Regions from separate parts of the Mus musculus genome. Here regions 1, 2 and 4 are each linked to region 3. Evidence: chromatin contacts called from ENCODE Hi-C or POLR2A ChIA-PET data. All regions are on one chromosome and are shown on one strand. The core of a region is the stretch at or near the end of the contact, and the rest is flanking DNA. Distances in the headings are between cores, read along the strand shown. Region 1 overlaps Tmem178 (transmembrane protein 178). Region 2 has its middle 6.4 kb from the start of Gm33538. Region 3 holds the start of C230072F16Rik (RIKEN cDNA C230072F16 gene). Region 4 has its middle 9.6 kb from the start of Gm33596.

Region 1 (6,680 bases), core at 2,910-5,409, 86 kb before region 3:
ACCAGCTTCAGGGACATCTAGAGGTACTTCTGACCTCTAAGGGCACCTGAACTCTACTGCATAAATTCCCCTCACAATACACATAATTAAAAATTAAACTTACAAAAACAAAACCGAAAACAACCCAAAGTTCCGTTACCTGAAGTTAGTTAACATTGCTACTTGGGTAGACGGCCACTTGGTCCGGTCATGTACTTTAACGCCTGGTTTTTCTCACACTTGAATTATAAACACGCGGTGTTTACAGATTAGCAAATGGATGCCTGGGGTGTCTGACCCAGTTCACTTGAGCCCAGAGGGTGCATAAGATAAACACTTTCCTATCCAAACGCAAGCGAGTGGTGTGGAATCTTTGTCTAATTCTTTCCCAGGAATACTTACGAAGCAGGTGCCATTCATCTTGCTGGATTGTCTTGGTTAAATTGAAAGGAATGTTTCTTAAGCGGATTGGCTGAGAAAAGTGGTACTTGATTGCTGTGCATCGCTGTGCAATACCTTGGAAAAAAAAGAAGAAATGAGATTTACTAGCCTCTTCATTTGTAATAGAATTCTGGAGCCCAAGGCAGAATAATTTATCCTAAACCAGGTTGAATGGGGAAGGAGCAGGGAATCTCATGATTACTGTCATTAACAGAGGCGACTCATGGCAGCGAAAACCAAAAGCTTGGAATAGAGTTTTAAAATCACATTCCATTTTATATGCATTTATATATATATATGTATAATCACTAAATGCTTTTCAACACTGAGTTCATATGACTTAAGCACATAACTATTGAGGGAGGGGGTAGATGTGCTCAAATGTACAAACGGTTGAAGAAAACCAGCTTAGAATTCTAAATGGATGCCTGAACACCCTGTTTGAATTTAATCTAGTTTCAAACTCTCAATTAAGTTTTTCCCAAAAATTCATTAGTGTATGTGTTATTTGGAAGCTAGAAGACATTTTTTCCTTAGACAACTTTGACACGGTGGTTTAGGAAGTAATTATAATTGATGAACATAAGTTTACTTAGTCTTCCAAGAGGCTGTGTCATCCCTTAATATCACTGACTTGAACTATGATTTTTTTTCTTCCCCTCAGCTGGTGGCATAGCTGGTCCCATATATGATACCGCTATGTGTAGCCATGGGGTCGTGTGCACCCCTCATCCTCTGTACCCAGTGCTCCTATTGACTGGCCTTGGTGTCTATTCTTCCCTTCTAGTCTTCCGAATTCTATGAACAGCATCTACCGTCTCTTAAAACTCAGCAACAAACAAAACATACTTCTCTGGGTCAGTCATCTTGGCCAGTTGTCTGGATAAATGCATCTCATTAAACTGACCTTAGAAACAGTGTGTGTGTGTGTGTGTGTGTGTGTGTGTGTGTGTGTGTGTGTGTGTGTGTTGTAGCCCTTTAACTGCAGCAGCTGTTAACTAGAGAATACTCACAGATGCCAATTAATTTCTAGTGGATAGGCAAACTCCCAAAAAGTAAAAAGACAAAGTGGATTTAAAAAAAAATCATAAAGCAAAAGGAGATTAATCTTATAGAAATAAATACTTGGCAAACCTGCCAAACACTAACTAATATTAAATAGGACATAAAATATCCTAGGAAGACACAAACTCAAAGGCTAACTCAAGGCAATAGGTGAGCTATTCTGACTGTATCTATAACAAGATAAGGGATGGAGTTAGTAATTAGCTTAGTGAGACCAGCCCTGTGAGGTAAAGCCCAAGACTTGGCTGATGAGTTTTACCAAATGTTTAAACAAGAATCAGCACTCCCTCTGACTCTTCAAAAACCAAACAGAAGTGGAGGAAACACTTCCCAACTGGATCTGAAATCAAGACATCACAAGAAAGAAAACTATATAATATCTTGTGTTTGTGCCTTGGGTGTCAGTCCTCAGGTCTCTCTGCCATTTTTACCCACCCACACTCTTTTTTCTTTCTTCCTCTCTCTCTCTCTCTCTCTCTCTCTCTCTCTCTCTCTCTCTCTCTCTCTCTCTCTCTCTTTGAGACAGGACCTCTCACTGGCCTGGAACTCACTAATAGACTAGGTAGTCTGACCAGTCAGTAAGTCTTTAGAGATGAACCTGTTCCCAGTTTCCAAGTGCTGGGAGCATAACCTTTACCATCCCATCCAGCTTGGATCTCAATCTCCCCCCGACTCCCCGCCCCTGCCCTGGTCCTTTAAAAAAACAAACAGACAAACAAAAAATATCATGGGTTCTGCAGATCAAAATTGTGTCCTCTTACACAACTCCAGGAAAATATGCCACTTTCTTTGATATTTTCTATGCAAAAACTGTTCCCAATACTAGCAATCTGAACTCAGCAACATGTAAAAAGCCATGCACCATGACCAGATGAGACACATGTCGGGAATACAAATGGGTTCACTAGACAAAGTTCAGTTTATGCAGAATACCATGTATGGACCAGAAGACAGAGATGACCTGATCATCCCAATTACACATAAAAATTATCTAACAAAACCTCCGTGAGGGATGGGGAAACGGCTCAGCAGGCCAAGGGCTTGCCCCATCAGCATGATGGCTGGAGTTCAGATCCTCAACACCTACATAAATACTGGCTGGGCGTGGCAGCCCATCCTAGTCCCAGGAGAAGCCCAGAGAGAGAGAAGGTCCCCAGAGCAAGCTGACTAGCTGATCTGTTGGAACAGGCACGTTCAAGTATGGTGCTCTGCCTCAGTATCTCAGATGCAGAGTAATTTATGTGGATGGCCAACATCAAGCCCTGGTTTCTACCCGCATCCACATATACTTGTTCCTCCACAAGGGGAGATAGAGATATACCAATACACCACACACATACACATATAAAAGTAATCCAATTGACATTCACCAACGACCCCAGGAATAATTATTCCACTAAACAAAAAATGTCTGAAGTTCAGAGGTTGAGGAATTAGCCTAGGCCACAGTACAACGACATAAGCAAGTCTTAATGTGTGTGTGGTTAGACAAACTGAATTCTTTAACTTTTAGAAACTGGTGCTAATTCTACAGATTTCTACAGTTATTGCTATTCTAAAGTAAAACGGTCAATTCGATATGAAAAATCGATTTTTTTTCCAATTCAGTACCAACGTGAGCACTTTTGGAAACAAAGCTGCTTCCTGGCAGAGGGCTGTGTCTGTCTCCATTTTCCACACCTGTCGATACATTTCATTTGGGGATTAGACCAGCTACATGGCTGACTCCATGGCTTCCCCACCTGCATCTCTTAGAAGCTGCCTCATGCTGGTGAAGAGGTACGGAATTGGGAAAACAAAACAAAAACCAGCTTTCTCAGACTCAGAGATGGTTTGCCTAGAACGACTTCTGCACTTAAGACACTGTGTGCTCCCTTAAACTACTCTAAACATCCCTGGGACTGATTCTCTCCTCTGTGCCTTCATAGTACCACGCAGTCCCCCAGGAGGCAGGGCTACAGGAAGAGGGCAATCGCCTGGCCGGTGCTCTGCTGGAGTGAGACCCGAGGCTAGCAGCGCAGACATCACCAGACACACTTCATATCCCTTGGATCTTAGTCTAATTGCCAAGGACGCTGATCGAGCATCAGAAGGTGGAAAGAGAGGGAGCAGATCTGACGAGCAGCACTCAAAAGTCTCAAAGATCAGAGGTCTGGTGGGGAAGCTCTGATATCCTAAGCTCGGTATACAAGAAAATGTCCTATGTTCCCAGTGCTCCACTCCTGGGGAAAAAATGATCAGAGAGACTCCGGACTTTGGAGAAAGAGTGTGTGAAGGACGGATCCGAGGCCAGCCACAAGACTTCCGATCTCCTTCTCTTTAATACGTGTTCTACCGCCACAGCACAAAGTGAGACAGATTTGAAGAGGAAAGTGTAATTATCAGGGTTTGGCTTCCCACATCCCAAGCATTAAGCCAATAAAAACGACACAGAAAAAGACCTGCTGGTGCTGGGTGGCTCACCAAAGCTATTGACTCAGAAAGAAAGACATGGACGGACAGTCTACATGGGTGAGCATGAATTCCCTGTGGTGATGGTAAGGAGTGATACCGGCAAAATCCACTAGGAGGCGTTAGACCCCAGTGCTCTCAAAGCCACACAAGCAAACTCTGAAATCAACCTTGCTTTCTGGGCTCAGAAAGGACGAATCTGGCGCTCTGCAAAGGAGCACAGAAAGCATGAGCTCATAGCACCAGATGGCATCGCACAATGAGGGGAAAAAGCATGCAGGGGGCTGAAAAGAACAAGCCGTGGTCTATATTTGGTGAATAATTAGCTTCTTACAGGGCCAAGTAAAGCCACTTTAAGGATGCTAAAAAACCATAGAATAAGATATATAAATAAATACATCCTACTGGATGAGGAATGGAGCCTTTGGTCTGGTGAATCGTTGCTGTTTCTACTGCTGACAATAGTGAACTAGCCCCACAGCTAGTGAGTCGCGGGGACACACGGGGAGGTTAAATAAGGGAGAGACATAGCAAGTATGAGATACTACAAAACTCACAGTAATTCAACACTGAGACGTCATTCAGGCTTCGAACCTGGGCAGAGAGACAGGACGTGGGTTTGAATTACAGCTGTGTAAACTTAGCAAATCCTTTAACCTGCGCCTGAGTTCCCTCTCTTATAAAAGCAGAGGTCTGATGGCATAGACTCTGTAGGGTTATTGTGAAGGGCTTAGCCCTTTATAAACCTCAATGCTGGACTGTGAGTCATCTCTTGGCAAATGCTCACATTCATTAGACAGAACCACTGCCCCATACCAGGAGGCTGGACCCTAAATGGCCATCGCAGATTAGCTCATGTGTACAAAGGGATAAACAGAACCATGCAACAGTTGCCCGGGGCAGTGATCCAACCACTGGTCCCTCTTGCCTGTCCACTCCTGTCTTCTGTGCAAGACTCCCAGCACTGGGCTCCTGCAGAGATTGCCAACTAACGTCGATATCACTCTTCTCTCAGACAGCAGGCCACATGTGTGCCACCGCTGGTCTAATCTGCTTTGTGATCACGTACGGTGTCTGGGGCCTCAGTAATCCCTGAGAGGTCTGGAGAGATGGGCTCAGAGATAGGTTCGGTGGCTAAAAACACGGGCTGCTTTTACAGAGAACCTGGGTTTGATTCCAAGCACCCATGTGGTGACACATAGTCATGTATAAAACCACTTCCAAACGATCTAGTAGCCTCTTTTGGTCTCTGAGAGCACCAGGCACACACATGGAATACAGAGAAACATATAGGCAAGACACATACACATAAAATCCTTCCTTTAAAAAATAAGTTAAATGTAATTTGAAGTCATCTTCCTGTATTTTGCAGTATCATGTTATATTGCTTTTTACTTTTTTTAAGATTTGTGTGCTTTTATTTATGTGTATGATTGTGTTGCCTACACAAATGTATGTGCACTATGTGTCTACTGCCCAGGAAGGCCAGAAGGGGGAACCAGATATCCTGGAACTTCAGTTACTGGTGTGGTGAGCCATGGCCTGGGTTCTGGGTTCTGGATTCTCTGGAAGAGCAGTATGGGGCCATCTCTCCTGCCCCCACTATATTTTTTACAACTCTCATTTTGAGAGAGGATCTCTTTACATAGGCCTGGTTGGCCTGGAGCTTGCTGTTAGACCAGGCTGGCCTCTGCCTTCCAAGTGCTAGGATTACAGTTATGTGCCACTATTCCCAGCTTACGTGGGATTTAAATTAGTGGCTGTGAGAGTTTTACTTGCCATAATAGATGCATTTATTTAAAAATAAAGTGCTTGGCACATATAAGCATTATGTACTTATTTATTACATAGCTTTAGTGTTCGGCCAATATGCCAACTTTCCAATTTTGACAACTGAGAGAGAGAGAGAGAGAGAGAGAGAGAGAGAGAGAGAGAGAGAGAGAGATCTCATACTCCCTCAGTGCATGATATTAGGGTTTCTGTGTATCATATCACACCGTGAGAACGTGTGAATGGCTTCCCATTGACTGGAATCTCTGTAGCCCTACCTTACTGACCCTGAGAATAATTCCCAGAGGCCACTTCTGTCCTTAAAAGTATTCCATGGCAGTGCTGTGCCTGTTTCCATGACCCTCCTATTCCTACGGTGCTTGCCTTCAATTCTTCCCAAACTCAGTTCTGTCTTCTTGAGCTCATGCCTTGGTTGCCGAGTTCTGACTTTGGTCTTTTCTGGTGGGTCAGAGAGTCACCCTCTCCGCTCATGACTCAACTCCCTTATAAGCAGACGCTATGGCTTCTTTGTCAGAGCGCGGCATCTCTCAGATAAGTCTGGAAAGGGTAAAATAACAGCAAGGCCTCCGACACTTGAGAGCCTCTCGATGGCAGGTCACGACAGTATGCACTCTTCCTAAAACACTTAAGGGTCACTTGGAATTCCATAAGTGGCCCATGGGCAGAAAGTAAAGGACTCTTTGTTTCTTTAAAGCTCTGCCAGCACACACCCCAGTTTAAAGGGGGAGATCGGCCCTAGGGTTACAGGTCAGGGCAGCGGCTATGTTCTTGTCAGAGAGACTTCATCTCAGAGGGAAGCAGGTGTTAAGCAGATGAAAGAAATGTCCCCTTGTCGCTCCCTTTATCAAGAGCTGACTTGAATTGAATAAGCCAAGTGCAGTAAACTGGGCAGCTTCTACTGACTAGAAGAGCCTTGGCCAGCTGCAAGCACCTTCCGAGGGCAAACCCGTCCA
Region 2 (6,620 bases), core at 427-2,926, 120 kb after region 3:
CCCCCAACACACACACACTAATAAAATCAGAAAGGGGAGGTGCCAGATGTGGCAACACAAGCCTGTGATTCCTACTTTGAGTCCTGCTGCCTAAGTATCCAAGAAAGGCTCTGTCTCAAGATAAAAATCTGTAAAACAACAAAGTTAGATGAAGACGCTCGTGGTGGGATGCTTTGCTTTGCGGAGCGTGTATGGGGCCTTGTATCTCATCTTCAGCACTGCAGCAGAGAACCTGGTAAAGGAGGACATTCGTCGCTCCTCTTGACAGTTGCATCTCCACCCACTGGCAGATCCCTGGTCTCAGAACTGTGAGGTTATGTTCAGCCAGCTTGTGATGCTTTGTCCCAGCAACCACAGAGGACAATGCTGGGGTTAACTGGCCCTCTAGGCAGAGTGGATCCATTCCAATGAATGGGTGTTAGTGGAATTAGCAATTTCAGAGGCCCAGCGAGTGCCAGGCTATCTGTGGAGGGCTCCAACTTTTAGCAGGTGCCATTGTGTGTGTGTGTGTGTGTGTGTGTGTGTGTGTGTGTGTGCGCGCGCGCGCGCGCGCAAAACAGGCATCATGGCCTGATTTAATTTTTGTTTCTTTTATTTTTAAAAAGTCTTTTCATACAATATATTTTATCATGTTTGTCTCAAATACTCTCCACTTTTCTACCTACTATCTTTACTTCTCTCTCTCTTTCTCTCGCTCTCTCTTCCCCTCCATCTCTCCCCCTCAACCTCCCCCTCCCCTCTCCCTCCCCATCTCTCTCCTTCTCCACCTCCCCCATCTCTCTCCCCTTTCCCTCCCTCTCTCCCTCTCCCCCTCCTTCTCTTCCCTCCCCACATTTTTGTTTGTAACTCTAGAACACACTATGTAGACCAGGCTGGCCTCTAGGTGACAGAGATTCACAGGCCTCTGCCTCCCAAGTGGTGGGATTAAAGGCATGTGCCACCATAGCCAACTCAGCTTCTGGAAGAAGAAGGAGGAGGTGGAAAGGAAGGAGAAGGAGAAGAAGAGGAAGAGGAAGAGGAAGAGGAAGGAGCAAACTAGCAAAAGAGAAAAATAGGACCGGGCGTGGTGGCGCACACCTTTAATCCCAGCACTTGGGAGGCAGAGGCAGGCAAATTTCTGAGTTTGAGGCCAGCCTGGTCTACAGAGTGAGTTCCAGGACAGCCAGGACTATACAGAGAAACCCTGTCTCGAAAAACAAAAACAAAACAAAACAAAACAAAAACAAAAAAGAGAAAAATAAAAATAAACAATAAAAAGGCCAATTAGACAAAAAAAACAAAAACAAAAAACAAACAAAAAATACCAAAGCAAGACAAAACAAACAAAAGGTCCACAAAATTCAGTTGAGTTTCTTTTGTGTTGGATAACTACTCCTGGGTGTAGGGTCTGTCCTAGAATGTGGTTGATATACTCAGTGGCATTTAATTGGAGAAAACGCATCTTCCACTGCCTGATTTTGAAAGTCATCACCTAGTGCCCCAAATTCCTTTCCATCTGACCATTGTCAGTAGGACCCAGTTCCTGCCCATCACTACAGGGGCGCTTTAATTCACAAGCCACAAGGCTCTAAAACTGCGTTGAATGTAATTTAATTTCTCCTTGATAATTCTGAAGGGTACTTCACGGTATTGTAGTTCCTGAGAGTCAACATGGGGGCCATTAATTACCACTCCACTGTGACTGTGCAGACGAGCTAATCAACGGCATAGCAGGAGACAGTCTGCTGCCCTGAAGGGTGGGAAGAAGAGGCAGATGCAGAATGTCCTATCAGCCGTGCTCTTCCTCCTTAGGGACCCTGGCACGAATACAGTAGAGAGTATCCTCCCTTAAGTAAATGTATTATAGATACATGGTAACCCAAAGCCAGAAATCTCAATCATTTCCCTCCAGTGGAATAAAAGCTTCTGGGATTCACGTTAAGAAAAATGAAATGGGGGCCTTAGCTCAAACAGAAACAAATGGAGAACATAGAGCTCTCTCTCTCTCTCTCTCTCTCTCTCTCTCTCTCTCTCCCTCTCTCTCATCAGCCCTTGCTATTGACTTCTGAATAGCATCCCAGCTGTATTTATCTGAGTTTGGGAATTTTTCCGAGTTCCTGGGAAGAAAGTTAACTAAACCATATGACATCTCTGGCAGGGGACACGTTTTCACACAAAAACTTTCTTGCAAAAACTTCTCATATTGCTTCCCCGGGTGGAATCGCTGCCTCCAGGGAGAGCTTGGATCTCCAACAGCATTTCTGTTGAATGAAAGTGAGGGCCAAGTGCCAAACCCAGCAGCAACCTCCGCTTCTCCAGGAGCCGCCTTTAGCTTTGGTGTTTAAGGGTGATGTCATGACAGATACAAATTTTCAAGACTTTATTTTTTATTGTTCTATTTTAAAAGCATTAGGAATGTTTTATAACATTTCCTAGATCAGTAAGCAAACACAGAGGCAAGGCATGTAACTTTGTTGGTCGAGTGCTTGCCTAGCGTTTATGAAGTGGTGGGTTTTATCCCCAACATGATGCCCATGATCTCAGCACTGAGGAGGTAGAGGCAAGATCGGAAGTTTAAGATTATTCTCAGCCACGTGTCACATTCGAGGCCAGATATATGAAACCGACTCAAAGAAACAAGCAAAATATAACCACAAAGAAGGCACATATGGCTGTCCTCCTGGAACAGTACCACAGTACCCCTAAAGATAAACTATTGGAGTCTTTGATACTTACATGAAATTTGAAGTGAGAGTGGCCACTGGCAGAGACTGATGAATATGCGATTTATTCCAGACTTGGACGGTTGGAAGGTTGGTAATTGTTGTTAACCATCATTTTCAAGCAACACACTTATACATCATATACGAGGGCAGTTAAGAACATAAATACAAGAAGAGATTTTTTTATGTAGAAGAAAAAGATGGAAAGAAAGAAAATAAAACAGAGAAGATTGAAAAAAATCAGTGCTTTCAAATTTCCAACAATGCCATATTTATGTAGATAGATAGGTAGATAGATAGATAGAGACACAGAGAGAGAGACAGAGAGAGAGACAGAGACAGAGAGACAGAGACAGAGAGAAAGGTAGTTACCAGCCTCCCTTGTTACCAGAGAAAAGAAAAACCACTTCAACACCAAAGAATGAGGTCACAAGCCATGCTTCAATGCAGGGGTAACACGTGCTCTTTATGCTCCTACACGTAATAGTTGAACTACATGCAGTCTGATGCTGGCCTCGGGTGTCTACTACCCACCAGAAGATTTTCAGAGCATACAAGTCAGTAATCACAATGGTGAGATGGGATTGAAAGGCTTGGCAGGTAGCATGCTCGTATGGGGTGGCAGGAGTGCATTGAAGGACTTCAAAGCCAACTCTAAAGAGACCACATTCATGCGACTTCAGTCCTTTCTTCAGCAGCTCTGAAGGGGAACAGACAGGAGGCAGGTCCAGTTCTCTGTTGTCTGAAAATGAACAGTCAACACATGGTTACAGTACTAACTACTTCTTTTACCTGCAAACTTGCATATGCCTTTTAGAGAACTTGGGAGAAACAGCTGTAGTACCTTTTCCTGAGCACAAAGTGACCTCCTTCCCTTTACTGCAAGCCTATGAGAACTCAAATGTCTGCCTTTACAGCTTTAACTAGCACTTCCCCACCAGCAAGTGTATTGAAGAGGCCCCAGAAAGACTGTAGTAACCAAATATGAAAGGTAATAGAAAGACGCCAAACCAGCTAGGGCCAGCAGTCTGTGGGCAATCAGGACTACTTACTGCTGCTTACATCTAAATCCTTGATTTCATCTGCTGCCTCAGCCACCCCACACCATTTTTTCCTAGCTAAAAGCAGTAAGAAATGACACAGGCAGAAGATAGAAAGCAGTGTCTACAAATTAGTAGAAATGATGATATTGTAATATCTGTATGCTAGAAAAATAGCCCTTAATAGTGAGAGGAATATAGGTTGTCCCAGTTACAAATTGTATACTTTTTTTTCCATACATGGTCTTGCTATGTAGCCCAGGCTGGCCTAGAATGGGAGATCCTCCTGCCTCATCTCCCTAGTGCTGAATCACAGGTGCCCACTACCAGGATGCCTGCCCTGTTCAACATTTCATAACCTGGATAATTGCACCTAACTCACATTTTGGAAAGATGCACAACAGCAAGTCAGTAGATCTGGTTACCACCCAATAGGCAAGAGGTGCATTTCACCATTTTTGACGAGAATGAATGGGCACACACCAACTTTGGAAGTTGGTTTCTGCGAAAGAATGTGCACATCTGGAGAGCCAGGAAGGGTGGAAGGTGTTCAAGGCTCTCCAAGTCTCACTTCATACACTAGGTTCCTTCTCTTTTCTCAGCCTGGGAGGAGTTTCCTGGCAGTGGGTAGCCTATGCCAAGATGAATTTCATCATTCACATTCCTAATCCAAAATTGTCCTGGAGCTGGCCCTTAACCAGCTTGCTGCTAGATTTCTCCTACTTCCTGCCTTCAGGGGATGTCTAGGGAACACACACCACTGGCATGTGATACCTTGCAGCTATATCATAGGCTCTCTTGCTGCTCTGTTTATTTTGTGCTAAGAGACAGAACAAGCCAGAGTTAAGGAGCACAGATTGAAAAGTTAAATAGACTGGCTATGCTATCTACCTCCTTTAGCCCTCATCTTCCTGAATTATAAAAGTTAATCTTGTTCCTACATATCTCATAGGATCCTTAGGAGAAAATTGACTGCACACATTAAGTATCATCTCCAAGCTAAGGACTACTAGTTCAAGTATAATTTGTTTCTATCTTCAATTCATGAGGCATTATTAATTCCTTATTAAAAATGTAACAAGTGAAATGATATCCCCATGATCCTTTGGGCATGGCATGGCCATTGCACTCATGAACTTACAGAAGTTGTGTTTCACTGCACAAGATGAAGCCTGTGAACATTCCATCATGGATGGGGAAGGGGCTGATGAGGCTCCATAGCTCAAAGGGCCTCCCAGCTCCAGCTCCAGCACACTGGGTGGATAAGTTCCTCAAAGATGTTGAGAGTGACCTTCTCAACTCTTGATATTTTTGAAGGCTCCTTCACACTTCTGGTGACTGTAGAACCCAGGATGTCAAACAAAAGCATAACAAAGAATGGTTCAAGATGGTGGTGGCCAGTTGTTGTTTAGACCATTGCTAAGTAAGTATGAGAGAGAAACATTCGGAAATCAGGATTTATACCTTGTCAGTACCTCCAAAGTCCAGCTGTTCCTGAAAACAGAAGCAGCAAGGTTGGTAAAGGTGTGAACCGATACCACCATGCAGGCCTTCATAGTGGAACCCTTTACAAATTCAAAGGTATTCGTGATAATAACAGCAGCTTCCTCACAATGGCTGTCAACTTATTATCAAGCATTAATTTGAGGATCTCAGAGTTGTTATGCATTAGAAATTTAGTCACTATTAAATTGCCCATGCGCAGGTAAATAACCCCTTACCCATGTTCATATAGACAATCCTCACTAACTATGGATCTCTCTCTCTCTCCCTCTGTGTGTGTGTGTGTGTGTGTGTGTGTGTGTGTGTGTGTATCTCTGTCTGTCTGTCTCTCCCTCATTGATACATATACAAAAACGTGAAATCATGAGGAGGCCCATAAAATGAGGTATGGCTACAATGCACCCGAGATTCTCTGTAAATTCCTGCATGTATTCCAACTTGAATGTTAGACTGATCTGCTCACAGCACTCACAGTCTGTTCCATCAGTAAGTGCCATCTTAATGCAGGTTCTTCAAGGCCATTCTGGCAGAATTCCCTCAAATGACTGGAACTTCCAGTGAGTTTCTAGGCAAAGCAGCCAACAAGACATGGGGCAATCTCTCTCTCTCTCTCTCTCTCTCTCTCTCTCTCTCTCTCTCTCTCTCTCTCTCTCTCTCTCTCTCCCTCCCTCTCTCTCTCTCTCTCTCTCTCCCTTCCTTTCTTCCTTCCTTTCTTTATTGTTCATTCATTTGTTTGTTTCAAGACAGGGTTTCTCTGTGGAGCCCTGGATTACTGAAACTCACTCTGTAGATCAGGTTGGCCTCAAACTCAGTGATCTTCCAGCCTCCTGAGTGCTGGGATCAGAGGCATGTGCCACCATAGTCTGGCCAGTTTTTCACTTTTATCCTTTGAGGAACTTGACTTCTGATCACACCAAATCACTGGAAAATCTGTTTCCTCAGATTCGCTATAGAATTCAAGACTTTGACCTCTGAATCCGGTACTTCTCTTAAGTTCTGGAATGGCAGGCCTATGAAACCATGCCTGCTGTCCCATGCCTGCTGTGCCACCATGCCTGACTTTGCAAACACTTTAAATGAAAATGAGAGAGAAAATCAGATGACAGAAAAAGTAACTACAGAGGAGGTGCCACTGCATTCTAAACGTGGCTGTATTTTCTTCATCATTCAACCCATGTACTGTAGCCTCTCTGAAAAACTAAGACTGAACAGGATCCTAAGATTATTCCCCCGTGTAATTCAGAAAGAACAAGCGTTTTTTTGTGGCACACCATCACCAGATTGGCTGGGATTGTAATATCAGCCTAGCCTTGACATTACCAGCTGTGTGAGCCTGGGCACACTGCCTGATCAATCAGAACGGAAATTCCATCCA
Region 3 (5,888 bases), core at 49-2,548:
GTATCTGACACCAGCTTTCTAAAATTTCTCTTAAAATATCTACAAATCTGAAGGAGGTAAATAAAAAAAAAATCTTAAAAACTTAGATACGTTAATTAGCTACCTGGCTAATGGAACTGTGCTAAAGAATGCAATTGACAAAAGCCTTGTGTCAGCCTCGTCACTGGAAGCTCCTCTGAAAAGAGGTACAAAGGCCATTACATTTCTTGGAACCTGGATGGATGGGTGCCTGTATGGAATCTCTCACACCCTACAAACTAGTCGCTTCCCCTTGTTGTTTAAACACTGGTTTTAGGTTGCCAGAATATCGCTACTTGTCTTCTCCGATTTGTGAATATCCAGCTTATAAATTTTGAGAATAAAAAACCAAAGCAAACGGAGTGAATACTATAATCAAAGACATAAATGAAAAAAATTACTAATTATACAATTATGCCTCAATTATTGGCATCTAAAAAGCCCACAAGGTTTCCAAGAAAACACACACACACACACATACACACACAAGTCTACATACCTAAGTGTATTCTTGAAAGGAATTTTAATATGAACATAAATAAAAACTAGACAAGCATCTATACAGCTTTAAAAATAATTGCATATAGAGCTGGAGGGATGACTCAGTGGTTAAGAGGGCTTGCTGCTCTTGCAAAGGACCAAGAGTTCAGTTCCAAGCACTCAAATTCATTGAGTCACAACAACTGGAGACACCAGCCCCAGGGGAGCCAAACCCCTCTTCTGACCTCCAAGGGCATCAACACACACACACAATATAGTGTAACTTTAATTGCAAATAAAAAGAGAAAATAAAGATATTCTCCTTGGATTATATATTGGAGAGAAATTAAGAAAATGAAAAAAACTTTAAGAAGCAAATTTGCTTTTGGTCACAATAGAAATTAAACTAGAATGCCTTTATAGTATTGCCTTTGAGGAGCAACAAGGTGACTTCTATCAAAACACCTTTTACAATAGATGACATATATCATACATAGTACAAGAAGATTGCATATCTTGACTGCCCTGGAATTTTTCTTATGGATAGATACCCTTAAATTCATTATTCTCCAAGGCTACACCTGAAATAAGTATCAGAAGGGAGTCCCTGTACTACTCCTGGACATTCCTCTTACCTTAGGTCTTGTTGCCTTCAAAATCCATAAATTCCAAGTTCCCTTGGGTTGGAATTTCTCTGGTCGAAGTAGATAAGGATTCTTTTAAGACCCTGGTCAACTGGTGTGTGAGCAGACTTCTGTAAGAAAACACCACAAGTCTTGGCCTATTGTTGACTACTTTTTGTCTATTTGTCCCTTAGCAACAGGTCTCAACTGAACAACTCCTAAACGACTCCTGCTGAGAGGCTGAGGCTGAGCCAGTGAATGGCTGTGCCTGGGTGAGATTAGTTCACTTAGTAGTCTGGAGACAGGCTTAAAACATTGGGTTCCAGTCACATCTGCTACCTATCTCTCCCACCTCCTAGCCTCTGTCCCATTCGGCCCATGTGGAATATGGTCATGGTGTTTGCAGGTCCCTGGGCTGCCTGATTATCTGATCCACAACAGCCACAGATCACTCTCACATGTGAATAGGAACAAGGTATCTCTTAATGAAGTCACAAGCTACTTCCTCCCTGCTTTCAGAGGGACCAATTTATACAGAAGCTTTTTCTTTCCTTGAAAGACATGCAAGAAGGCAGACAACATCTTGAAATTTTAATGACTCCCTCTAAAGCTCTAATCTCAGCAGGAATCCGATCTAAGTGTAGAGAAACAAGAGGTGACTATTAAAATCACATGATTCAGAAAGCAGGGCAAGGATTGTTGAGTCTTGTGCCCCTAACAGGAAAGACCTCATATGCCACACTTATACTCCTCATTGGAATGTCAGCCTCAAGCAATGGCCTATTTCTGGTACCAAATAAATATGGTTTCCCACTTGTAAAAGACAAAAACCCAACTATCTAGGGGGTGATTTTATTGGATTTTGTGATGGGAAAAGTCAAGAGTAAGACTTCAGGCATAGCTGGATCAAGGATCTCATATCATTAACCATGGTTTATTCTTTTCCCATGCTCTTTCCCTAAAGCTAGATGCCTTGGTTACTTTTCAATTGCAACAAAGAGACATCATGACCAAGGCAGCTTATAGAAAAAGGAGTTTATTGGGAGCTTACAAATTCAAAGGGTGAGTCCATGACCATTATAGAGGGAGCATGGCAGCAGACAGAGAGGCATAACATCAGAGCAGTAGATAGGAGTTCACATCTGATCTACAAACAAGAAGTGGAAAGAGATCTAACTGGAAATGGTATGGAATTTTGAAATCTCAAAGCCGCCACAGTGACACAACTGCCATACCTCCTAATCTTTTCCAAACAGGTCCACTAGGAATCAAGTATTAAAATATATGAACCATTGAGGGCCATTCTCATTTGAATCACTTGTCTAGATATCTGACTACAGATTCTGTCTCTATGTCTTTTTTCTGTCCTTTGTTGCTTAATTTTATTTATCCTCATTCTCTCCATTAAAAATAGGCTCTGTTTAAATGACAGGAAATAGAGCCACTGGTAGGCCAACCCTACATCCCCATGGCTCACATTCCATACAAGGATTTGATTGGCCCTACTTGTACATCTACACTTTTGATAAGTCATTTCAGATCATCATGATTAACTAGGCCAGGGATTTTTTTCAACTTGGAAACAATAATTACTGCAAAACAAAGACAAAAACTATAGAGCAGCATAATTCTTTTCTCAAATTTTAAGGATTTCTGTATTTTAAAACTTAATACAGGCTGAAGGTCCAGCTCACATGGCAGCATGATTATGTAGCATTCATGAATCCCTTAGTTCAAACCCTAGGGCCACATAAACCAGGCACCGTGGCCCACGCTGCTAATCCTACTACTGGAGTAGTAGACACCAGTTCAAGATCATTCTAGTCTACACAGTAAGTTCCAGACAAACTGGGGTTACTTGACACCCTGTCTCATGAAAGAAAATTATTGAAAAGGTTGGAAGCACCTGAGTAAGACTCGTCTTTGCTCCCATGGCCTCCATATTCAAATGCACATACATGCAAGTGCACATACACACACCTCCATACTCATACCCATACATACATACTTACATACATACATACACACCCTCCATACACACACACACACACATACACAAACATACTCATCTATACACACATATACATACACACAGAGAATGTACTTCTAAAACAAAGACAGACCATCCATTTGTGATTCCTGTAAACATACATTTATGTTTATGTATATATTTATACATATATGTGTACACACATCATGACATAACTTTCTTCCCTTGGTTTTGAAAAGGCTCCATGTCCCAGTGTAGGGGAATACCAGAACAGGGAAGCAGGAGTGGGTGGGCTGGTGAGCAACGGGGAAGGGGGATGGCATAGTGGGTTTTCAGAGGGGAAACCAGGAAAGGGGATAACATTTGAAATGTAAATAAAGAAAATATCTAATAAAAACAATAATAAAGTATCCAGTTTAGTCTGCCCAGGCAAACTAAGACATAATCTCATTGACTATAAGATTTTTAACTCCTCCATGCAGTGACAAGGACTGGAATGACAAATGTCCCTCTTTCTTCATCAGACTCATTTCTCACAGTCAGCCATCATTTTTTTTAACTTACTCAACATGTCATTATTGTCTCTATTGTACTTTTTACTGTGTCTTCCCTGGACCATTTTTCTCCCCATCACTGCTCAGGCTAACACCGTCTCATGCATTAAAGGCGGCTGTGCATTCATTCATGAGTTCCATTCATATAGCATTTTATTAGGCTTCTCTTTTATGCCAGGTCATTTGGACTCTACTAGGAACCAGACAGACCCAGTCCCAGTACCCTCAAGGCCCTTTCAGTAACCAGATGGCACATTCAGACTGGCGATTTTAAATGGGTGTAACAAGGGGGTAGTGTAAGAAGTCCTGGGGTGCAGAGAAGCCCCCAGGCTGGAATGGAAGGATAAACTGATAGTAGCGTCTGTGTCGAGGTCACCTGATGGGATACTTGACTTTGAATTATGGCCAAGGCTAGATAGATAGATAGATAGATAGATAGATAGATAGATAGATAGATAGGATATGATTATATATATATACATACATGCATACATACACACACACACATATATAGATAGATAGATAGATAGATAGATAGATAGATAGATAGATAGATAGATAGATAGATAGAGATAGATATATATATATAGAGAGAGAGAGAGATTGCCTTGGGTCCCCACAGGGAGGAACCAGAACAGCAGAGCCCCAAACTCACCCCTGACTCTACAGCCACTGGTGCTTTGTATTGATAAATCCAACCTCGAGCCAGAGGCAGGGACTGCTGGTACCTGGCCGGAGAGAGGGATTAGAAATCTTGTGCGAAGTTGCAGAGATGGGCCGAAGCACTGGTTCAGCTGCCCAGCAAAAGCTGCTACTTGGTATGCTAAAACACTTCTCAAGACAGACCTTTCTCAAGAACAATAATGTGGATAGGCTAAGAAGAGAACAGTTAGGTAAAGGAGACATGGAATGCTAAGCCTTCAGGAAACAGGAATAAGGGAAGAGTACTTCATTTGCTGTATGATCTGAGAGCAGTGGTTCTCAACCTTCTTAACGCTGTGACCCTTTAATACAGTTCCTTACGTTGTGGTGACCCCCAACCATAAAATTATTTTCACTGCTACTTCATAACTGTAATTATGCTATTATTGTGAATCATAATGTAAAGCTCTGTGATTTTCAGTGGTCTGAGGCAACCTCTGTGAAAAGGTGGTTAGACCCTCCAAATGTCACAACCCGCAGGTTGGGAACTGTCTTATTCTTTCTAAGGAACTGACTCTTAAGCTGAAGAAGTCTAGAGAAGAGGCTGCTGTGTAATGAGAAGCACTGGGCTTTGGGGTAATGCAAAGGGAGGACCTAAGGCAAGCCTGGTGGGTTCAAGGACACCCATCCATTGTTTCTATGACTCGAGACCAAAGTACAAGACAGAAAGTGTTGTGCAATTGCTGGAAAGGTGACAAGTGACAAGAGCCATGGAAGGAACACAACTAGGGGGTTAGGATGAGATGTGCATGTTCCAAAGATGGCTATGGAGAATGGGTAGAGGAGAGCGTGGGATAAGGCAGCAAAGACAAGAGCCCAAGAGACGACTGCAGACGTGACGGAAGACCTGCTGGTGGCTCAAACAAGGCTGGCATGAGAGGATGAGACAGTGGACAGAGTCTGGGTTCACACCCAGATAGCATCATAGGGAAGGATTAATATGTGTCCTACGGAATTAGGACAGTGTCCCAATTAGATTAAGAATTAATTAATCTTAGTCCTAATTAATAAAACTCACTCAGTGTCCTACGGGACACTGAATGAGAAAAAGCTGAAGAGAAGTTCCTGAAGGAAAAATACTGACCAATGACAAATGGAGTTTCAGGAGTAAAATCTCAACAGAGTTCATTCACGTTTCTCCTGAGTTCTCCTAACAGTTATCCAAGTGACAGTGTCAAAATGCGTAGACCTACAGAACAGTGTTCAGTGGCAGCCTTGGAGCAAAGACAGAAATCTGATGTATACTTAAGAGCGTTCATTTCTTTTAAGAATTTCCTTCATTATTGTTGTTGCTGAATGTCTCAGGTGTTCAAGTTTTAGAACAAGACAAGAACATGCCACCTTGCGCACGGAAAGCAGTTGGTAGATAGATCCAATGGGCAGGTTGACGTTTTTCTAGGGATCGAGCATAGAGAGGAAGGGGGTGGGACTCTGAACAGCAGTCTGAGAAAGCAAAGACTGCAATGGAGATGAAGAAGCACCAGGAGAGCTTTCAGAGGAGATGACAGGAGCCAGAAGAAC
Region 4 (6,061 bases), core at 983-3,482, 96 kb after region 3:
AGGAAAGAAAGGGCGAGTTTGCTCCAAGCCACCTTGGGAGTTCGCCAAGCTTTTCGTGACTCTGCTCACAGCCACACACAGTTGATACGACCTGCACTGACATTAAGCTCCTATCTTGTAACAGGGCCCATATTCCCTTTCCAAGAATAAATCCCGGCTTATCAAAACATTTTAAAAACCTCTTTCATAATACACAACACAATTTGAGAGAGTGGCGCAGAGTGGCTTTGCACTCCAGGACAGGTGCCGAGCGCCAGAAGAGCGGCGCCTACTTGGGTCCCATTCTCACCAGACCCCCGTTGACTCTCTCCCTTCTTTCTCTCAGTAGCTTATCTATAAGCCAGATGTCAACAAACACGCCAGACTCTTTATCCTTCAATCTGTTTGGCATTTCAGAAACGCTGAGAGTTAAGCACATTTTCTCAGAAAACCTACTTTCTGATTGCCTGGGGACAGAAGGGTGAGGGGGCCCTTAGCCTCAGTGGGATACCTGTTAGAAGCAGATATCCCACAAGCCACCTCACGGTGTTTAGACTTCAACTGGTTCCTAGCTTTTTTCAGGAAGACAGATGTACAGAGTCCCATAAAAATTAAAAAGCCTGGGAAAAGCACAAGCCCCGAGTCAGAACGGAGCTATTGAATAATGGTCTCTTCTGGAAGTCCGAGTGGGCGCTTTTTCTCGCCCTGCTCCTGGGGATGAAAGTGAAGTCTAACCATCTTTGCAAGAGTGACTAATTCCCCATCCGAGGGCCTCCAGCTTTTTGCAGAGCTAATTACAGGAATGGTAAATGAAGGTTCTCTGGAGGTGAGAGCTGACAGAAGAGGGAAGATGGGAAAAGTAAAAAATCAAACCCCTAAGCGTTAGTGGATTGCCAAACAAGGGGGGGGGGGCTTTCTGAGGCTGAGGTAGAGGCCAACCCACCCCCAGGCTTCCTTCAGACACTTTTTTTTCCTTCCTCCCTGACTCATCGGGTTTCTTCAGGAACGCCTGGTGAGAAAGGGATTATGAAGCAGGCGAGGGAGCCAGCCTTTTTTGGCAGCAGAGACACACTTTGGTTTCAGATGCTGAAGATCTTCGAGAACAGACTCCGTGTGCTGGCGTTCTAGGCTGGAGTCCAGCAACAGTTCGACCGCAGATGAAGTGCTTCAGATGGTTGGCGTTGTCAGCCAGAGCCTCGAGGACTTTCCTGGGGCTACACCTCTCCAGAAGTTTGAAGATGTGGGGACAGGTTTGCCTTTCAGAAACGTGCGAATGTCACCAGCTGGGAGTGGCAGATGCCAAGAGCCGATCTGAAAACAGATCTCCATCTGGCAATGGGCTAGGCTTCCTGGGACACAGATTAGAATGCTTTGTAACCAAAGGGCGGAAGCACGAGTTTAGATTTGCACACATTGTTCCGGTCTTTGGGTCATTTCCTGCCTTTAGAATTCATTTCCTTTCCAGGTCCAACAAAAGTTTGATGAAGGGCGAGAAAGAAATTTCAGGAGAGGGTTTGCCACTGCTTTAGTTCAAGCGGGGGGTGGGGGCGTGGGGGTGGGGGTGGGGGGTGGGGGGGCAGTTCTGCCTCTATGCCCAAGGTCGGCGCCTTCTGTGCTCCTCCTGTCGGCTCACCCTGAGCCAGGATGGAGGAAGGCTCAAGGAAGGGAACAGAAAATAGAGAAGGGGGTCATCGGCAGGCGAGTCCGATGAATCCACTTGTTTCTAGAAAACAGGACAGGGATATGGGGGAGGAGGGAAACCCACGCGGTTTTAGGCAGGAGTGCTCTTCACCCACGCTCCCTTCAAGGACATAGCACCCCCACCCCCGAAACACACCGAAAGGTAGAGGTTTAAAGCAACTGCCACAGCCTGGTTCCTGACCTTCCTGAGTCACCCACATGCCAGCCAGGTACACTGGACGGTGAGGTTCGCTACACAATGACTTGCTTTGTTCTATTTCGCTCGTTTTTGTTTCACGTTTTGTTCCAACAAGGATTTCAGGCAGCAATAATAGCTTTTCTGGCCACACTCTTTTTAGGGTTGTTTTGAGCACTTTGAAACTGACACGAATCCTTACTGGAAAATGTTTCTGCAGATCCCAGCATGCCCTGAACACACTGTAGTTCTGCTGTGCACAGCACACCTTCACCCCACCACCACCACACCCACTTATATAACACACTGCAGCGTGGACCTTCTGGCCTTGGGGACTACAGGGACCCGACAAACTCAAGGCAGATCTGATGAGCTGTTCATTTCTCCAAAAAGTTTTGGCTCTGGACCAGTGGCTCTTGACCTTCCTAATACTGAAACCCTTTAATACAGTGAGTCATGTGGCCATGGGGGTCACCACCCACAGGTTGAGAACCACTGCTGTCAATCGTGAGCAATACAAAATCTAAGCCATGTAGTTCTAGCCAGGATGTACTTACGTGTTCTAACCCTAAGTCTCTCTAGGCTGTCAGCCCATACATCACATGCTATTATTTTGCTACATTCATCCATTTGAACACAGCAACTTACAGAGAGAGGATAGTACAATTTGGTGACCAGACTTTATCATGATATTGCAGAGCCCCACAAACAAAATCTGTTACTTCCCCATAATTTAAGGTCTGTGCTCAAGGCCACCATTGCCACCACCAGGAGAGGCTGGCTGTGAGGGGTGTCTGCCTTGGGCCATTGGTGCCATTCAAAAATCAACACAGCTGACTTTCTGAATAGCTCATTAGTTGTTCAGAGAGATGGCCTCCTATGACCTTCGTTGTTATCGTCCCTGTGGACATTTAGTAAGTTATGGGAGAAGGTAATGACTAGGAGAAAATTGTTCTGTATCAGGGTCAGGAGCACCTGTCTGGCTTGGGATGTGACAAGGGGCGTGTACTAATGGACCTGAAGGACATTAAGCTTGCTCAGAGAAAAACAACACAGCACAACCCCATTCATGGGTGAATTCTAAAAGTGTGCTCTCTAAAATCAAGAGCAGAATGCGGGTTACTAGAGACGGGAGGAAGTCAGAGAGGGAGGGATAGGGAAGGGCTGGTCAAAGGATAGTGGGTGTCAGCCAGACGGGAAAAACAAGATCAGAGTTTCTAGTCAAGGATACTTATGGATGGTATGGATGGTAGACTGTGTAGTCCCCCCAAAAGCTAGAGAGAGTGACTTTACATGCTTGTGGAAGAAGACATGGTGAATGAACATGCCTGCCCTGATTTGGACATCACATAACAAATACATACAGTGAGAGGTCACATGGTATCCAGAAGTATGTACACGTTTTACGTTCAATTAAAATTAATTCACAAATTTATTTCTTAAAAAGTCTGCCTGACTCCCCGCTTCCCACTAAGAGAGATCTTGCAGACATAGGCATTTGGGTTTTCTGTGACTGGGGCATTGGTAAACAAGTGCTTTTAAACTTTAGGGTGTCTAATGGGGACCCCAGCAGGTGACACCAGTACTAAGATTAGCCTGTGCATCGGAGAACTTTACCCGTAATTCATAGGCTCATGTCACATCTGCACGGATGGAGCGGTGGTATGGCTGAGGCCAGGCCTCGGCACTTTGTGTGACCTTGAGACAAATCATTTTCCAATACTGAAGACCTAAAAACTAAAGATTTTCAGAAGCCTGGCGTTGGCCAGGGCTCCAAATCATGGTCCCTACCTACAAAGTAGTAGAAACAACCCACAGCATCAGAAGGACCAGGACTTGAAAGCACAGAAGCCCCAGGTCTAGGACCTTTGGCCTTGAAGTCCACAGTCATGGGATTTAAGAACTAGAGAACTGAAAATGTGGGGGGGGGGTTTCCCCTCAGCTGTTTCCAAGCAGGAAAAGTAAAAAAAAAGAAAGGGGTAAGGGGAGGGAGTCCTGGGTTCTCTAGGCAGGCAGACTGAGCAAGCCAAAGGAACAAGCCAGGCAGCAGCACTCCTTAATCTCTGCATCAGATCCTGCCTCCAGGTTCCTGCCTCCAGGTTCCTGCCCTGTTGGAGTTCCTGTCCTGACTTCCATCAGATGAAGTCTAACCTCAGCTTGCTTTGGTCATGGTGCTCCATCACAGCCATGGCAACCCTAACTAAGACAATGCCCAAGTATGACCCGTTGTGCGATGCTCCTGACCCACGGCTACTCCAGCCACGGACTTCAAGATCAGTGGGTGTTAAAGGACTCGGTATCCTCAGGGTATTAGACTGAGAATTCTCCAATGTGAGAGAGAGAGACATTTCCCACTCCCTAGTAGGAAGAATGAACAAAGAAGAAAGACCATTTTGAAGGTGTTTTCAATGACCTGTCCACCCCCAACTTCCTGACCCCCAGCTGATTTCCTCTTTCAGGCTTCTCCTGGTTCTTAGAGTGATTCATTCTTCCCACAATGACTGGGCCTTTTGCCTCATAAAGCACTCCCTGTCTTTTCAGATATAATGAACTAAAATTAAGCAGAAGGCAGCCTGGAGCACTAAGAAAAACTCCCTATGGCAAGAGCTTGCAGCCCCACAATAGCCTTATAAGGCAAGCCAAGGAAGCCCTGGCTACTGGGGCAAAACAATAGAGGGTAGAAAGTTATTTTGGGGAGTACGGAGGATGAGGAGTGTCCATTTCCCAGATTTATATTAAATGTGTCATACCTCTGCTAAGGCGGAATAAATACCCAACATTTACCCATTTGTAATAAACATAGGAAAACTATCCCAGTGAGAGAGCCACCGTTCACAGGCACTGTATAAATGTGGGCTGCTCTGAACAACTGAGTATTTCTCTCCTCTCTTTAAGACCACCATCAAGGCCTGTATGACAGGTGAGCCTTTGTATGTGCTAGTCAATAAGGCATTTTTTAAAAGTAACTGCAGTACATCAAGCTTCAGGATTGTACGCACTTTTAACATACACACACATCTAGCATAGTCCCTTAATCAAAGATCTTAAAAGACAGCAAGGGTCTGGATGTGTAGCTCATTGATAGAGGGTTTGCCCAATGTATCCAAAGCCCTGTTTTAATCTCATCATCAGAAAAGAGGAGTGGGGGAGCCAGGGAGAGTATCTGTGTTTGCATGTGTACATTAAGAAACCACCTATACTCCAGCATTCAGGAGGCAGAGGCAGGTGGAACTCTGAGCTCAAGGCCAGCCTGGTCCACAGAGCAAGTTCCAGGACAGCCAGGAATACACAGAAAAACCCTGTCTGGAAAATGAGGCAATGGGGAAAGTGAAGGAGAAGAAGGGAGGAAGAAGGGGAGGGAAAAGGAGAGGGGGAGAGAAGGTGGGAAGTCCCTTTGGGCATGCATAGACTTTAGTCAGTTATTTTCATTATTATGTGAGTCTTTTTAAAATTTTTTCATTGCGCCCCTGTGTGTAGCACAGCACCGTGTTACATAGAGACATGTTCAAGCAAGGATACATTTATTTAGCAGTGTGTTTCCCCACTGCCCCTTTCTCAGACCTGGCCTGTTTCCCTTTTTGCCTAGATAGCTTTGTTTCTACTTCCATGTCATGGATGTGTGATTTTATGTTTCTATAGAAAATGTACAAATGGACTGACAGATGAGAGAAAATACAGTATTTGACTTCCTGAGACTGGCTGAATTTGCTTGATATGGCTTTCTCCAAATGTATCCATTTCCCTGCAAACAATATAACCTTGTCCTTTACGGATGAAATAAATTTCACTTATTTTTACATGCATTGTCTTTATCCACTCCTCTGCTACTGGACACCTAGGTTAGTTCTGTAAATTAGCTATTATGAATAGTGGTAGATAAACATTGATGAGCAAGTGTCTTCCATGGCCCTTTCTGAATTCTGTGTTTGATCTCATCGCACATACCCAACACCTGTCCCTGGGATACATTCCACTTACTCTGAATCATGAGCCTCCAGGGACAGCTTTGGTGGCCGCTCTTTCACTCACTCCTAGATTTGGGTCACTGGAAGCCATCTGGTAAGTGCCTTGAAACCCAGCCCACCACGAGCTCCCTTCCAAGACAGCGCTCACTGCCCAGTGGCTCCCAGCTCATCTTTAGCTTGGTGGCTTGGACATTCCAATCCACAAAGGCTTTCAGTGTTGAGCCTTCAGTCTTGTCTTTCA

Evidence for each region. Hi-C counts contacts between places; a loop is a spot of excess contacts on that map. ChIA-PET counts read pairs that join two places held with the same protein, here RNA polymerase II (POLR2A).
Region 1: a map of Patski shows a loop between it and region 3 (3-fold over the local background). The contact joins the enhancer-like site here to the promoter of C230072F16Rik in region 3. A Hi-C loop is called at or near these places in 1 of 37 maps with a recorded cell type or tissue (Patski). POLR2A ChIA-PET finds 5 or more read pairs at or near these places in 1 of 5 experiments (Patski).
Region 2: a map of Patski shows a loop between it and region 3 (1.9-fold over the local background). The contact joins the enhancer-like site here to the promoter of C230072F16Rik in region 3. A Hi-C loop is called at or near these places in 1 of 37 maps with a recorded cell type or tissue (Patski). POLR2A ChIA-PET finds 5 or more read pairs at or near these places in 1 of 5 experiments (Patski).
Region 4: a loop to region 3 is called in a map of Patski, with 2.8 times the contacts of the local background. The contact joins the enhancer-like site here to the promoter of C230072F16Rik in region 3. A Hi-C loop is called at or near these places in 1 of 37 maps with a recorded cell type or tissue (Patski). POLR2A ChIA-PET finds 5 or more read pairs at or near these places in 1 of 5 experiments (Patski).

Annotation. Positions count from the first base shown.
Region 1 is chr17:80,979,995-80,986,674 of GRCm38, reverse strand. Tmem178 (transmembrane protein 178) reads right to left here. Exons shown (of 4, transcript NM_026516.2): 2 at 382-495. Among named protein-coding and RNA genes, the nearest start is that of Tmem178, 39 kb to the right of the region's middle. Within about 2 kb of position 4,159, at least 1 of the 3 ENCODE cell types and tissues checked has a DNase peak (open chromatin) inside an H3K27ac peak, as active enhancers do.
Region 2 is chr17:80,775,583-80,782,202 of GRCm38, reverse strand. No RefSeq gene overlaps it. Among named protein-coding and RNA genes, the nearest start is that of Gm33538, 6.4 kb to the left of the region's middle. Within about 2 kb of position 1,676, at least 1 of the 3 ENCODE cell types and tissues checked has a DNase peak (open chromatin) inside an H3K27ac peak, as active enhancers do.
Region 3 is chr17:80,892,203-80,898,090 of GRCm38, reverse strand. C230072F16Rik (RIKEN cDNA C230072F16 gene) reads right to left here and starts at 1,298. Exons shown (of 6, transcript NR_131127.1): 1 at 1,134-1,298.
Region 4 is chr17:80,796,827-80,802,887 of GRCm38, reverse strand. No RefSeq gene overlaps it. Among named protein-coding and RNA genes, the nearest start is that of Gm33596, 9.6 kb to the left of the region's middle. Within about 2 kb of position 2,232, at least 2 of the 3 ENCODE cell types and tissues checked have a DNase peak (open chromatin) inside an H3K27ac peak, as active enhancers do.